Regions from separate parts of the Homo sapiens genome. Here region 2 is linked to region 1. A link is an interaction called in ENCODE POLR2A ChIA-PET data of the cell type or tissue named here. Cell type or tissue: MCF 10A. All regions are shown on one strand. Each heading gives the region's core, and the rest is flanking DNA. Links, peaks and the distances in the headings are about the cores only.

Region 1 (4,396 bases), core at 297-4,296:
TATTATAATATATAACTATATGTTAATGTGATTAACATGTTGTATAATATATGACATATGTTATATATAACATATACAATATATTATATATGTTTAATATATTATACATTTTTAATATATAATACATTTTACTATCTATTATATATACATGGAGTACAAGTGCAGCTTTATTGCGTGCATATATTGCTTAGCAGTGAAGTCTCGGCTGTTAGTGTACACATCATCTGAATAGTGAATATTGTACCCAATAGGTAATTTTTCAATCCTCACCCTTCTCCCACCCTCTCACCTTTTGTAGTCTCCAATGTCTATTATCCCACTCTGTGTGTCTATATGTACACATTATTTAGCTCCCACTAATAAGTGAGAACATGTGGCATTTGACTTTCTGTTCCTGAGTTATTTCACTTAGGATCATGGCCTCCAGTTCCATCCATGTTGCTGCAAAAGATATGACTTCATTCTTTTCTATGGCTAAGTATTACAGTATTCCATGGTATATGCACATACTACATTTTATCCAATTCTCCTTTGACAAACACTTAGGTTGATCCCCTGTCTTTGTGATTATTGTGAACAGTGCTGCAATAAATATTCCAGTGCAAGTCTCTTTTTAATACAATGATTTCTTTCCCTAAAGAGTCTTTTGGAAATTCAGACACAAGCAACTTTCTCCCCTGCCTAAAATTTTTTGTTGTAGAGAAATTCAAAATTGTTGACATGGCCTATGGGTTTCTACACACTGGCTACGAACTCCTTTCCTGCTTCACCCTGCCACCTCCTTTCCCAGGAAGTTTGCTCTCTAGCCCCGCTGAACCATTGTCCCTCCACTCCCTCAGAGGCAGCCAGATTCTGTCAAACCCTCGCTTCTTTGCATTTGTTGTTTTCTCTACGTCTAATGCCCTTCCCTTATTTTTCTTCCTAGAGAAACCCTTCTGGGAACCAGAGTGGTTAGGAACATGGACATTGAAGTTAGAGCTGGAATCGAAACTCAGTTCGAATGCAGCCACCTTTTTGCTTTGCTGAGTGGGAAATGCAAGAGGGAGGCTAGAGGTAAAGCTGGGCAGGCTTGAGAGTTTTTGAGAGAAATGTTGGAATGCTGGGGAGGAAAAAGGTTCAGGAAGGGCTGAGGAGGTTTGCCATCTGAGTTTTGATGTTTCTCTTTATTGTTTCTCCATGGAAATAAATGTATTTATTTATTTAATATTTTGAGACAGCAGGGCCTTGCTCTGTCGCCCAGGCTGGAGTGCAGTGGCGCGATCTTGGCTCACCACAGTCTCTGTCTCCCAGGCTAAAGCGATCCTCCCACCTCAGCGTCCCAATTAGCTGGGTCTACAGGCGCACACCACCATGCCTGGCTAATTCTTTTGTATTTGTTGCAGAGATGGAGCTTTGTCACGTTTCCCAGGCTGGTCTTGAGCTACTGAACTCAAGCGATCTACCTGCCTCAGCCTCCAAAAGTGCTGAGATTGCAGGTGTGAGCAATTTAAATTTAAAATATAAATTTCAAATTAAAAAAATTTTTTGGCCAGGTGCAGTGGCTCACGCCTGTAATCCCAGCACTTTGGGAGGCCAAGGTGGGCAGATCAGCTGAGGTCAGGAGTTCAAGACCAGCCTGGCCAACATGGTGAAACCCTGTCTCTACTAAAAATACAAAAGTTAGCCGGGCGTGGTGGCAGGTGCCTGTAATCCCAGCTACTCAGGAGGCTGAGGCAGGAGAATCGCTTGAACCCAGGAGGCAGAGGTTGCAGTGAGCCGAGATCACGCCATTGCACTCCAGCCTGGGCAACAAGAGCGAAATTCTGTCTCAAAAAAAAAAATTTTTTTTTAATTTTTTGTAGAAACAGGGGTCTTACTATGTGGCCTCAGCTGGTCTTGAACTACTAGCTTCAAGCAGTCCTCCCGCCTCAGCCTCCCAAAGTGCTGAGACTACAGGATTGAGCCACTGCACCTAGCCTCTCCATGGAAATTGCCATAAAATGTAAATTATTTGTCAAGGGAAAAAAATCTTCTCTGACAGTTAATTTGGGCAAGTCACCTAACCTTTCTGAGGCTGTTTCCTTATTTGTATAGTGGAGATAATACCTCATTCTTACCTTATAGAACTGTTGTATTAATTATCTATTGCTGAATAGCAAATTACCTTCAAATTTAGTGACTTGTTACAACATAAGATATTTATTATCTTAATCAAACAGTTTCTGTGAGTCAGGAATTCAGGAGCAACTTAGCTAATTGGTTCTAGATCATGGTCTCTCTGCAGCCAAAGTATCCACTGGGGCTGTGATCAACTGCAGGGTTCACTGGAGTGGGAAGATCTGCTTCCAGGATGGTTCAGTCACATGACTGACAAGTTGATGCTGGTTTTTGGCAGGAGGCCTCAGTTTCTCACCACGTGGGCCTCTCCATAGAGCTGCTTGAGTGTCCTCATAAAACGGCAGCTGCTTTGTCTAGAACAGATTATGCAAGAGAAAGCAAAAGGAAGTTGCATATGTCTTTCATGACCAAGCCTTGGAAGTCACAATGTGTGCCATACTCTATTGGTCACAGGCCAGGCATGATTCAGTATTGAGGGAGGCTATACAAAGGCATGAACACAGGACTTGAGGATCACTGGGGGCCATCTTGGCTGGCTACCACAGAGGATGACATGAAGAGTGCTTAGTGTGGTTTTGAATTATAGCTTTCATTATCACTCAGCTTCCGGACTCCCTCCACAAATGTCATTTCTTCTGAGAAACCCTCTAGATCACCACAGGTAGTTATGAAATAGCCTTGCCAAAAACAATCAAAGTGGAATCTGTACAAGCTTTTATTATTTTCCAACTTCAAGATCCTGATTTGAGGCATTGAAGGAAGAGGAATTTTTACCTCAGGTAAAGTCTCTTGGCTGGTTCAGGCCTTCCTACCTCTCTCTGTTCCCTTGTCACTGAACATCAGAGCCAGCACATTCTCCTCTAAAATAAATGAAAAAATAATAATACATTAGAATTCATGAAAATTAAAATCTTCTACTGCACAAAAGACACCTTTAAGAAAATGTAGTGGCTCACGCCTGTAATCCCAGCACTTTGGGAGGCCAAGGTGGGCAGATCAACTGAGGTCAGGAGTTTAAGACCAGTATGGCCAACATGATGAAACCCCGTCTCTACTAAAAATACAAAAAATTAGCTGGGCATGGTAGTGCATGCCTATAGTCCCAGCTACTTGGGAGGCTGAGGCAGGAGAATCACTTGAACCCAGGAGGTAGAGGTTGCAGTAAGCCGAGATCGTGCCATTGCACTCCGGCCTGAGCAACAAGAGCAAAACTCTGTCTCAAAAAAAAAAAACACAAAAGAAAATGTAAATGCAACCAATGAGAGAAAACATTCCCAATGCATATATCCAGGAAAGGACTCCGAAATAAAATACTCTAAAATAAAGAACTCCTTTAACTCAGTAATAAAACACAAACAACCCATTTTCTAAATGTGCAGAGCACTTTAAAAATATTTTATAACAGAAGATATTCAGATGGTAAATAAGAATATGACAAGATGCCCAACATCATTAGTTATTAGGGAAATGCAAATTAAAATCACAATGGGACACAACTGCATATGCAGGAGAATGACGAAAGTTAAAGACTGACACTACCAAGAGTTGATAGGGTTGTGAAACAACTGGAATTCTCATACACCTCTTTTTTTTTTTTTTTTTTTTTTTTTGAGATAGGTTCTCACTCTGTGGCCCAAACTGGAGTGCAGTGGTGCGATCTCGGCTCACTGCAATCTCTGCCTCCCAGGCTCAAGTGATTCTCCTGCCTCAGCCTCCCAAGTAGCTTGGATTACAGGTGCATGCCACTACCACCCAGCTAATTTTTGTATTTTTAGTAGAGATGGGGTTTCACCATGTTGCCTAGGCTAGTCTTGAACTCCTGACCTCAATGATCCACCTGCCTCGGCCTCCCAAAGTGCTGGGATTACAGGCGTGAGCCACTGCGCCAGGACCGAATTCTCATACACTTCTGACGGGAGTGTAAAATGGGGCACAACCACTTTGAAAAACTGTTAGACGGTTATCTTGTAAAGATAAACATACATGTACCATATAACCTAGCAATTCTTCTATTTACCCAAGAAGAGTGAAAACATATGGCCACACAAAGACTTATACATACATGTTTTATAAGAGTTTATATATAATATCCTCAAACTGGAAACAAGTCAAATGTTCATCACCTAGTAAGTGGATCGACAAATTGTGTTATGTTTGAGCTATAAAATACTACTCATCATCAATAAAAGTGAACAAATTATTGATACATATAGCATAATGAATGAATCTCAAAAATCAATATGCTGATTCCATTTATACAAATTTCAAGAGCAGACAAAACTAATCTACGGACGTTAAA
Region 2 (4,396 bases), core at 109-4,108, 64 kb before region 1:
GGGAAATAGATAAAAATTATGAGAAGTAGAAAGTAAACAGAATAAAAAGAATAGGCAACATGTGTCTGTCTAAAAGTCGTACTAAGAGATAATAACAAATAAAATGTAAAGGAAGCTTTCAAAAGATAATACCTGAGAATTTCCCAGAAATGATAACAGACTTGAATCCTCAGATAAAGAATGCACATACACTGAGCAAAATAAAAATAAATCCACATTTGGGCACATCATAGTAATACTACGTTAATACAATCAACCAAAAGAGAAAGGGAAAGAAAAAAATAACAGAGATAGACTATGAGTAAAAGCAAGAGCACTTATAAAAAACCAGAATGGTTTGGTGTGGTGGCTCACACCTGTAATCCCAGCACTTTGGGAGGCCAAGGCGGACAGATTACTTGAGGCCAGGAATTCGAGACAACAGTGAAACCCCATATCTACTAAAAATAAAAAAGTGGCACACAACTGTAATTTCAACTACTCAGGAAGGTGAAGCACCAGAATCGCTTGAACTCGGGAAACAGAGGTTGCAGTGAGTCAAGATCACACCACTGCAATCCAGCATGAGTGAAAGAGCAAGACTCTGTCTCAAAAAAATAAAAATAAAAATAAAAAGGAAAAAAAGAAAAAGGAAAAGAAAAACAACCAGAAGGAAACAAAATGGCACCTGAGATTTACTTCAAAATAATCTATGCTGGCTGGTGGGAGGAGGGGAAGGCATGGGAATGGGGCAGTGGTAAAAGTGAAAAAGACTGGCTATGAGTTGCAAATGTTGAAGCTGGTGACAGACACGTCACACTTGTTATACCTTCCATTTTTGTTTATTTGAAATTTTCCAGAGTAAGAAGCTAAAAAAGAGAGAAAGAAAAAAAATTACCTATGAATGAATTAGACTGACAGCTGACTTTGAAACATCAGTAATAAAAATCAGAAGACATTGGAAAAAAACATTCAAATTGCTCAAAGAAAATAATGATCAATCTTAAATTCCAGACCCAGCTATATGAGCATTCAAGGGTGAAGACAAAATAAAACAACAGACAAAATCTGACATGCTTGCCAAAAGAAAAGCTCACAAGCACAGTTCAAAAATTCAGGCTGGGCGGGGTGGCTTATGCCTGTAATCCCAGCACTTTGGGAGGCTGAGGCAGGAGGATTATGAGGTCAGGAGTTTGAGACCAGCCTGACCGACATGGTGAAACCCCGTCTCTACTAAAAATACAAAAATAAGCCAGGCATGGTGGCAGGCACCTGTAATCCCAGCTACTTGGGAGGCTGAGGCAGGAGAATTGCTTGAACCCAGGAGGCAGAGGTTGCAGTGAGCCAAGATCGCACCATTGCACTCCAGCCTGGACGACAGGGCAAGACTCCAACTCAAAAAAAAAAAAAAAAAAAAAAAAAAAAACCTCAAAAAAATGTATTGGCAAACCAAATCTAAAAATCTGTATTAAAAAACATATCATGGCCAAAATGGGTTCAACTCAGGAATACAAAGATGGTCTAACAATTAAAAAGTATGTAAGTGTAATTTACCACATTAACAGATGAAAAGACAAAAATCAATATAATCACAGGCCACCTTCTATGTGCAGGGAACTATTCCATAGGATTCTTTTTAAAGTCAGGATCAAGACCATTCAACAATGTCCTACATTGATAATATTCAACAACATGAACTAGCTCATTAATTACACAAGAAAAAGAAAGAAGGTGTATACAGTTTAGAAGTAAACTGTCACAACTTATTGGCAGCATGACTATCAACATGGGGAACAGGAGAATCCACACACAAGCTACCAGTACTACAAGAGCTTAGGAAGGATTCATAGATATAAAAATTCAAAATACGAGGAAATAAATTCTGCCTTTGCACTTCTGCCATCACCATGATGGTGAGGCTCAGCCAGCCTCTGGTACAAAGAGATGTGACAGCTGTGACACCCCCATCCCCACCAGCTGAGCCCAGTCAACCTCCTGCCTAGATCCAGACAGGTGAATAAGTTTACCAGACTTCAGAGAGGTGCCCAGATAAATACAGATACTCATGAGCTAAATATTACTCAGTGCAATAATAATAATAATAATAATAATAATAATAATAATAATTTTAAAATCCATTCCTAGGTACTATAGTAATCAATTAGTTTCTAGTAATAACAAAATTCTCTATCGAGTAGTAAATCTAATAAAAGTGTGTCAGATCATTTGAAAAAAGCTATAAGAATTTACTGAAAGATATGAGACCTAAACTGGAAATATAAAGCATCTTTCCAGAAGGATGCGAAGGATGGAAAGACCCTCTATAATAAAGATGACAGATTTCCCCAGGCTTATCTCAACATCAGGTGAAATTCCAACAAAATATCAACAGGGATTTTTGTTGAAATTAGGGGAGCCAAGAGTTAAGAACAATCAAGACAAGTCTGAAGTTTTAAATGATTATAGCACAATTCAATACAAACGGGGAGCAGGGGCAAAACTGTTCTATAAATGGAACTGCAACAACCGCTTACCATATAAAGATAATTAAATTAGGTCAATATAACAAATCATTCACAGAAACAAGTTACAGGTGGATAAAAGATCAGAATGGAATAAAGCAAAAATTTTAAATTTTGAGGAAGTAAAATATAGAAGAGTATATTTACAAGGTCAGTACAGGAAAGGAATTTTATAATATAACACAAAAAGGACAAGCCATAAAGGAAAAGAATAATAACATTTACTACATGTGGGTTTTGGTTTCTTTGTTGTTTTTTTTTTTTTAAAGACAAGGTCCCTCTCTGTCATCCAGGATAGAATGCAGTAGTGTGATCTTAGCTCACTGCAGCCTCAAACTGCTGGGCTCAAGTGACCCTCCCACCTCAACTTCCCAAGTAGCTAAGACTACAGTTATGTGCTATCATGCCCTGCAAATTTTTAAATTTTTTTATAGAGATGGGGTCTCCCTATGTTGCCCAGACTGGTCTCAAACTCCTGGGCTTAAGCAATCCTCTCACCTCAGCCTCCCAAAGTGCTGGGATTATGGTGTGAGTCATCATGCCCGGCCTCATGTATTTTTTAAAATGAGAAAGGTTATTAAACTGCTATGGAATTTGGATTCTACTCAATAAATATTTTTAAAGTAATACTGTATAATGGGGAATTTTTTCAGCAGCTCTATTTATAATATACAGAAATTGTATCTCTTCAACTCTATAAATCTGTTTTTTTTTGAAAAATAATATGTGTCAACTGCATGTCAACCTGAAAGCAAGGAAGTAAAAAGAATTTCAGTTATTTTGGAGGTGTTTCAAAAGACTGAAGATCACTACCCTAGAGAAAAATCACACATGTATGCAAAAAGAGATAGGTAAAGAATGCTAATTGGGCCGGGCATGGTGGCTCACACCTGCAATCCCAGCACTCTGAGAGCCCCAGGCAGGCAAATTGCTTAGGCCAGGAGTTCAAGATCAGCCCGGGCAACATAGTGAAGCCTGGTCTCTACTAAAAACACAAAAAATTAGCTGGGTGTGGTGGCACATGCCTGTAGTCTCAGCTATTCCAGAGGCTGAGGTGGGAGGATCACCTAAGCCCTGAAGGTCAGGGCTGCAGTGAGCGGTGATTACATCACTGCACTCTAGCCTGGTTCATAGAGTGAGACCCTGTCACAAAAAAAAAGAATGTAATTGTAGTACTATTTGTAACAGCAAAAGTTGGAAAACTCTAAATGCCCATCAGCAGGAAAATGGGTAAGTAAACTGGAATCCTTCTGTAATTAATATTAACTATGAATCCACTAGAACTACATTTATCAACAGATAAATCTCCAGCATATCTCATCTCAAGATTAAAAAATGCTACATGTTTTTGGGAATAAGATATTGTTTGCAGAAATATCTCTCTGTACTCTCTGTAATAAGAGTAGAAACATGCAAGAGAAATAATAAACATCAACTTCACCATACTAGTTACCTCTGGGGAAAGGGTACGGTGAAGAGGATTAAGAAGGGGTGGTAACATGGGGACCTTGGTCAGTATCTGTAACATTTTACTTTTTAGAATAACATTAATATGAAGAAAATTCAGAAAAACCAGGTTGCAAGTACAAAGAGATATTCCTCGCATCTCTTCCATAGGCTTCAAATATTTCATATTAATAGGAAGTTATAGTTAGTTCAGAGACTGAACCAGCACTAAACATATCATCACTTTAAAAAAATGAGTTATACATTTTGTCAGTATTGGTCAGTGTTTCTCAAAGAGTTGTCCAAATACTGCTCCCATTAAAAGACAGTCATGTCATCTATCAAAAGAGAAGCATAAGACACAATGATATTTATATATAAGTTCTGAGAAGGCATAAAATGAATCTAATTCTGCAGATCTGTCTCAAGATCATCTTTGCCAAACCTTC

The links. Peaks named below come from ENCODE experiments on the same cell type or tissue, not always from the same donor. Only the 100,000 strongest peaks of a DNase experiment are listed, where the experiment ranks them.
Region 2: POLR2A ChIA-PET joins it to region 1 with 6 read pairs; 5 of 35 experiments call an interaction of 5 or more read pairs at or near these places.

Annotation. Positions count from the first base shown.
Region 1 is chr20:3,418,608-3,423,003 of GRCh38, reverse strand. LOC105372508 (a long non-coding RNA gene) reads left to right here. Exons shown (of 3, transcript XR_937212.3): 2 at 926-1,053. It overlaps LOC105372509 (a long non-coding RNA gene), which reads right to left. Exons shown (of 3, transcript XR_001754709.1): 2 at 2,872-2,957; 3 at 2,216-2,450. Among named protein-coding and RNA genes, the nearest start is that of DNAAF9, 13 kb to the right of the region's middle. RefSeq lists an enhancer at 2,332-2,401. In MCF 10A, for the core only: no CTCF peak of the experiment used is centred there; a DNase peak (open chromatin) is centred at 2,463.
Region 2 is chr20:3,482,620-3,487,015 of GRCh38, reverse strand. The region is part of intron 1 of ATRN (attractin); the gene reads right to left. Among named protein-coding and RNA genes, the nearest start is that of ATRN, 14 kb to the right of the region's middle. In MCF 10A, for the core only: no CTCF peak of the experiment used is centred there; no DNase peak of the experiment used is centred there.